Linked DNA regions of Homo sapiens: region 1 is linked to region 2. The links are chromatin contacts, found by Hi-C or POLR2A ChIA-PET in ENCODE. All regions are on one chromosome and are shown on one strand. The core of a region is the stretch at or near the end of the contact, and the rest is flanking DNA. Distances in the headings are between cores, read along the strand shown. Region 1 overlaps PCDH7 (protocadherin 7). Region 2 holds the start of PCDH7 (protocadherin 7).

Region 1 (3,603 bases), core at 808-3,307, 150 kb after region 2:
AGTTGCTTAGTGCTTATTTTTAGGCATCTCAGGTAACAAGTGACATAACACAGTCAAAAACTAAAATAATTTTGAAGAGGAAGGAAGTCAGGATGATGAAAAAGCCATATAAAAAAAGGCTGAAGATTTCAATAATGTTTGACTTGGAGAACATAGGACTTGGGATGTTCCTAAGGTTTTATGTTAAAAATTTGAAATGTTTGAACATTTGTCATGCTTAAGAGGAATTACATTGTAGTGTTCAGGAGAGTGATCGATATTTATAGGAAGGGGGGCTTTTAATAAGTATTAGAACATCTCAGTGGGGCAGATCCAAAAATGAAGTGGAAATCCTGGAAGTAGTGAGTTCCCATCCCTAAGGGTTCTTCAGGAGAAGCTAGACTATAGTCTGGAAGGCTGTTCACTGAATCTCATGTGGGGAATTTGGACATGTGAGCAACATTGTTCCAACCATATTAAATACCACCTCGTAAGCTTGTAGAGCTCTAGCAGTGCATGACACTTAGGCCCTGAGATGACAGTTGAAGGTCCATAATAGTTTGTAAATATTCTTAATAATTTACAGTGTTTTTTAAGGAAAATTAAGTACAACGTATTTTAAGGAAAATTACCTTGGAAAACCTCATAGGAAGGAACTGATAGAAATATACATACCTTCTATCTCTCTAACATAGCCAGTCTTTTCTCAGTTGATGAACAGTTGACTCTTAAGAACCAGTGGAAGTAGCTGGCATACTTATAGAGTATGTTGTATGAAAACCATGTGTTTTTTGACCCTTGAATCACATTTGGCACGGAAATCCTCAAATGCTGGAAGGAAGATGCCTGAGAGAATAGCAGATGCATTCTTATCCTCTTGTTCGAATTTAGGGGCATACTTCCGTGGAGTGGAAAACTGGATAAAATGGTGTACACAAGTTAAGCTCCTTCTGTGTTTTTGCCTGAACCTAGTTGAATTCCTGTATGTTAAATGAACATGAAATGACTCCACTCCTGTCTTTTTAAAGCTCTCTTATTACCTGATAGTCTTGAGTTATTTCTGCTCATTATCTCATGGCTCTTTCTACTTCCTTCCATTGCCCTCCTTTCTTTACTTGGCAAAATTTTAAAAAAGCTGGTTCTATATCAAGAAGCTTAACTTTATTTACATGTTGGTAATGAGGGGAGATTTGAGAAGTTTAACCTGGCTTGTTACTTAACAGGTTACTAATTACCTAACATATCTACATTATTTCATTAAATTATCTAAACTTCCTCCAGAAAGAAGTATTGCTATTAATATTGTAAATTTAAGGAAACAGATGCTTAGTCAGCTTGTGTAGCAAAGACTTAAACAGAGGCAAAATGAGATCTGTTTGACCTGAAGTTCATGCTCTTTCCATTATACACAACAGCTTTCCTTATTTGACTTAGATCTTTTTAATAGAGGCATTTTTGGGCTGATTGCTGTAACGTTAGAGCAAATATACTCCAGTTTCTAACTTTTCTGTTCAATTTTCCAGGTTACATTACTGTGAAATGAAGTGACTGGATATTTTGCTTACACAGCTTTGCTCAGCAATCAGTTGCTTTCTGGCCATGGCCATAAAAGGAAAATTCTTTCCACAAATAGAATCTCTGGCAAAAAAAAAAAAAAAGTATTGTCCTTTTGATGTGTTTTTACTCCTTTCTCTGCAATCCTTACATGGTAAACTGGAATAAGACAATCGTTTACAGAGAAACAGGACTTGCAAAGGAAAGATGAAACCCTTCTGCAGCCATTAAAGAAGTTTCTGTATGTAGCCCTCATTTTGATAAAGCAGTAAACCTGACGTTTTGTTTTCCTTTTTCTTTTCCTTTCTTTTTGGTTTCCCCCCAGAACACAGAGCTGGACTTTGGTTGGGGTAACAAAAAGGAAATGAAACCTTATTCTTAAATGTGAGGTAGATCTAAGGTTCATGGTGTAGAAATGGGAAAATTGTTTTCTACACCTTTGCTTGCTACCATCTAGATGGAATTAGAGATTGTTTGCCCAGGGTGATGAGATTCAATTGGTATGTCACCTCAGGCTGTCTGTACAGGTCCATGGATCAGAGCTCTCTGTGACTTCCCAGAAATGTAAACCACAGATGGAGAATTATTGCTGGTTTGAACTTTTAGTTCTGATTTGATTTGTTTATCCTGTGTAGAATTAGTCTCTGTATGCTAAGGGAGAAAAAGGTAAGAATGGAGGTGAGGGTCCGTCTTAGTATTTCCCACAGGCCCCCTCACAGAAATTGTTGGAATTTTAAAGAATATACTCAAATCAGTAAGAAAGTATATGTTTTGTGATGTGCTTTGTAATTATTTACAACATTTGTCCTATACTTCAGGGCACCTAATACTCAAATCATTGTTCAGCAAGGAAGAATGAAAGCCTCTTTTAAGATGGTACATGATGTACTCACTAACTTTTGCATTCCTAACCATCATTTTTTTCTCCTGGATCTCATCACCTAAGCTGTAGGCTCCTTGGGGGAAAGGAAGGACAAGGATTTAGACATCCGTGGATTCAACTGAGAGCCTGGCACACAGCCTTTCTCTGGGTAGGAGCCCACAGAAGGTTTGGTGATTCACTGGTGCCGCCACTTCCTTGCGAGAAAGGGGAAAACAGACATGCAGTGTGATGTGGAATATGTCTATTTGTCCCTGTCACTCATATGGATCACCTGAGGGGAAAATAGCATTCATTTTTCATTCTGATGGTAGGGCTATTCAAAAGAGATACTTGCATTTTATCAGAGGTGATATCCTCATTTTGAGAAACTAACATATAGTTCTGGATTAGGATGCAGTTTAAAAATTGCACGATATTTTTAATATACATTAAAATGTAGGTCTGTCAATCATGCTGGTTTTTCTATAAGAGGATGTCATAAAACCTTTCCCTAAAAGAGGCTCAAATTTGAAGCCACATTAGTTATTATTAATAGTTATTATCCATCATTACATGTCTTATAAAATCCGTCATTTTCACTACTTTTCAGTAGTCCTGTCAGAAATGTATTCTGACAGAAATAAAAATTCATGCACTACTAACTGGGACTTCAGTTAATGATACCAACTGTTATGAATATTCACTTTTTAAAGCTACCCTTTCTGGCGAAATTCCTATATGCCAGGCATGGTGCTAAGTGTTTTACATACATCACCTCGTTTAATCCCTATTATAGTGCTATTTTAAAGATGAAGAAATGGTGATTTAGGTTCATTTGCATGCTAGCATCATACAAAATGGTACAGCTGAAATTCAAGTGGTATGTCAGATTGCAAAACCCCAATTTTAAACATTACGCTGCTGACTTAAGTTCCTTGCTGAATTGTCTCTGCCTTTTCCTGAGCACTTACGAGCAGGCGTTGTGTATGTTCTGATTTAGCTTCTCTGACAAGGAATGTTCAGTGCCTTCCATTTTATGATGTTTATTCAAAGACTTCTGTTTGTAATGGCAATTCCTTGTGCTTAATTTTTTTCTTTTTTTTCTACTTTGTATGATTTAAACAATATAATTAAATGATAAACTCTCTGATGGAAAAAAAAATCTATGTTTATGTAAGTGTGACTGATGGAAGCCAGGACCTAATATC
Region 2 (3,447 bases), core at 282-2,781:
GACAGTCAAGGGACACAAAGTCAAAAGGAGAGATGGGAAAGCTGGGGACACTTTGGTACACAAAGTTGCCATTAAAGTTTATTTCCCTTTTATCCAGATAGGTGACGCTACACTTTGCCAGTTACTAAAGGCTGCAGGTTTCTGCTCAGAAAATAATATCGAGGTTTCCAACATGTGTTTATTCCCCAGGCGCGCACACACGGTCTACCCCCGCAAGCAAGCACGACGACAGGAATGTCAAGCATTTAAACAAAGACAGACATCCTTCACCCTCCACCCACCGCCGCCCCTGCCCCCCGCAACCATCCAAAGTCTGAGCTCCCAAAAAAGGATCTTTCTCCAGCTCTCTGGAGTTTGATGTTCTCTCTTCACTACTGCAGCCCGTCATGGTTTTTCAGAACAGAGTGGCTTTCTGGGCGCTCGTAGGTTCCCCAGGACCCCGATAACCATGTCCTAACCAAGATCCTAAATCGCGAACCGGAGACACTTTCCGGGGGGAGGAGGACGTCGTCTGAGAGGGAGGGAGAAGGAGAAACCTATCCTGACACCAGCTCCGAAAGCTCTCACGCGTGAACTGGGCATTAGTCAAGGGAGGAGGAAATTTACCAGCCCGAGGGAGGGAAAACAAGTCCCCCAGAGAAGACGGCGGTACTCGCTAGGGAGGGGGACTGGGCTTTGGCTTAAAGAGGACTGGCTGGGATTGGGCACACTTTGAGCGGCCCCTGGAGCTGAGGCTGGGCTTTCCCGAGCGCGGCGGCTGGCTGACGCTCCCTCCCGCCTCCTTATCCCGGGCCCTCCTCCCTCGCTCTCTCCTAGTGTGTAGTTTCGGCGGCTCGGCTGCTACTGCCGCCGCCGCTGCAGCAGCAGCGTCAGGGACAAGCCTGATCCGTGAGCGAGCGAGCACCCAGCAGCAACCACCACTTTGGGCAACTTGCGGGTTTCCTGCTCGCGGGTAGCGAACGGGAGATTCCCACTAGCGGTTCAGTGTCTCCGAGCCGCTGCAGCCCGAGGGGCGGCGGGAGCGCCCGCACCAGACTCTCCCAGACGCGAAAAGGGACGAGACAACTGCGGAATTCACCAGCCGTGCCAGGGCACTTCCGAGGCCACAACCGACTGACACTTTTTCTCCCCTTGGCAAACTGGATTTTTTTTTTTAAGCTACTTGGCAGCTGTCTCTGACTCCACCTCCCCCTCCACCCCCGCCCGAAAGCCTTTGGCTTTTCTTCGGAAATCCAGACAGAATTGGGCATCTTTGTTAATTGCCGTTGGGGACGCCCGGCCGTGCGCTTTCGCCGGCTAACGTCGCCTGTGCTCCGAGCCTGGTTTGCTCACCTTTGAACTGCAAAGGGATCAAGTTCAGCTTGAGTTCCCTGCATTGGGAAGGAGAGAGAGCGTGCAAGAGAGCGAGTGGGAGAGGGGGAAAGGGGAAAGGAGAGGAGGGAGGAGAGAGAGGAGGGAGGAGAGAGAAAGGGAGGGAGGGAGGGGAGGGATCGAGAGAGAGCGGGGAGAGAGAGGCTGCAATCTCCTCCCTGAATCGCGCACAGCGCTGCAGATCCCACTGCTCCGACATGCGGGCCGAATGCAGGTGAGAAAAGGCACGGACTCTGCGGCTGCGAACCCAAACTTGGGCACCGCACGGTGCGCACTGCTCAGCCTTCGCCCCCGTGGGCGAAAGGCTGCTGCGGTTTCAGGCGGCTGCTTCGTGACTAATGACCTTGCGCAGAGTTGTTAAGAAAAAAGAGAAACCCGCGCTCTCCGGGGTGAGAAGGGACTGACTCTGGGCGTCTCTGAAGATGGCTCGGGCTTCTCTTTGGCGCGCCGGGGGGACCCTGACACTGACCGCTCTGTGACGCGAGTAGTCTCCCCTGCACCGTGCCCGAAGCGACGTGCCGGGGGATTTTTCATTCTCGATCTGTTGACTGGCTCCCCCGCTGCATGAGCAGAGTCGGAGTTGAGACTGGCTTGTTGCTGGCCCCAGCGCCTGGTGCAGGAAGCGACTCACGTTTGTCTGGGTGGCCGGAGCCGGAGCAGAGCCTGGGTTTGGAGTGAGTGCCTGGAACGTGAATTGGACTCAACTCGAGTAGCAGCAAAGACCAGCGGGCTGGCAGGCGGGGGAGGCTGCAGGCTCATTCCCCACCTCTTCCCAGCCCCACTGCCCGTCTGCCGGAGCGGTTCTGGCCCCTTCCGACAGAGCGGGGACTAGAGCCGGGGATTCTCCGCCCGCTGAGGGGATGACTCTGGGTTGGGGGAGCGCCGAACCCGCGGCGCGCAGTGTCCCGTGAACTGTGAGTACTGCGACTGAACGGCGGCAGGCGAGCGGGCGATTAGCACCCATTGCATGAATTATGAAACAATAACTTTCGGAAGAAGCAGGAGGAAAAAAAGAAGCATCTATCGCTGCCCTCCCACCCCCATTCCCGGCCAACTCTCCACGCCGCTTTTGCCCCCTCCCTCCCCTCCCTCTCGCTCCTTCCTTTCCGGGAGAGGGGAGAGGACTCGGGGGAGGGCAGGCGGCCGGCCCCGGAGGAGGGGGGCGCCGAGGGGGCTGTGGTTAGAAGGAGCAGTAGCAGCAGCAGCAGGAGAAGATGCTGAGGATGCGGACCGCGGGATGGGCGCGCGGCTGGTGCTTGGGCTGCTGCCTCCTCCTGCCGCTCTCGCTCAGCCTGGCGGCCGCCAAGCAGCTCCTCCGGTACCGGCTGGCCGAGGAGGGCCCCGCCGACGTCCGCATCGGCAACGTGGCTTCAGACCTGGGCATCGTGACCGGATCGGGTGAGGTGACTTTCAGCCTGGAGTCCGGTTCCGAGTACCTGAAGATCGACAACCTCACTGGCGAGCTGAGCACGAGCGAGCGGCGCATCGACCGCGAGAAGCTGCCCCAGTGTCAGATGATCTTCGACGAGAACGAGTGCTTCCTGGACTTCGAGGTGTCGGTGATCGGGCCCTCGCAGAGCTGGGTGGACCTGTTTGAGGGTCAGGTCATCGTGCTTGACATCAACGACAACACGCCCACCTTCCCGTCGCCCGTGCTCACGCTCACGGTGGAGGAGAATCGGCCGGTGGGCACACTTTACCTGCTGCCCACAGCCACCGACCGCGACTTCGGCCGCAACGGCATCGAGCGCTACGAGCTGCTCCAGGAGCCCGGAGGCGGCGGCAGCGGCGGCGAGAGCCGGCGCGCCGGGGCGGCCGACAGCGCCCCCTACCCCGGGGGCGGCGGGAACGGCGCGAGCGGCGGCGGCTCGGGAGGCTCCAAGCGGCGGCTGGACGCATCAGAGGGCGGCGGCGGCACCAACCCCGGCGGCCGCAGCAGCGTGTTCGAGCTGCAGGTGGCGGACACCCCGGACGGCGAGAAGCAGCCGCAGCTGATCGTGAAGGGGGCGCTGGACCGCGAGCAGCGCGACTCCTACGAGCTGACCCTGCGAGTGCGCGACGGCGGCGACCCGCCTC

The links. Hi-C counts contacts between places; a loop is a spot of excess contacts on that map. ChIA-PET counts read pairs that join two places held with the same protein, here RNA polymerase II (POLR2A). Pooled maps may share reads with other maps.
Region 1: a loop to region 2 is called in a map of PC-9, with 8 times the contacts of the local background. The contact joins the enhancer-like site here to the promoter of PCDH7 in region 2. A Hi-C loop is called at or near these places in 19 of 168 maps with a recorded cell type or tissue (A673, Caco-2, Calu3 and 15 more) and 11 of 50 pooled maps. POLR2A ChIA-PET finds 5 or more read pairs at or near these places in 3 of 52 experiments (AG04449, AG04450 and PC-9).

The regions. Positions count from the first base shown.
Region 1 is chr4:30,865,076-30,868,678 of GRCh38, forward strand. All of the region lies in intron 1 of PCDH7 (protocadherin 7), which reads left to right. Among named protein-coding and RNA genes, the nearest start is that of PCDH7, 150 kb to the left of the region's middle. Within about 2 kb of position 2,058, at least 7 of the 41 ENCODE cell types and tissues checked have a DNase peak (open chromatin) inside an H3K27ac peak, as active enhancers do; they include HCT116, PC-9, ascending aorta and 2 more, where a contact is called at or near this core.
Region 2 is chr4:30,718,838-30,722,284 of GRCh38, forward strand. It overlaps PCDH7 (protocadherin 7), which reads left to right and starts at 1,532. Exons shown (of 3, transcript NM_001173523.2): 1 at 1,532-3,447. The coding sequence starts at 2,586. It overlaps LOC124900844, which reads right to left and starts at 284. Exons shown (of 1, transcript XM_047416545.1): 1 at 1-284. RefSeq lists an enhancer at 2,341-3,051.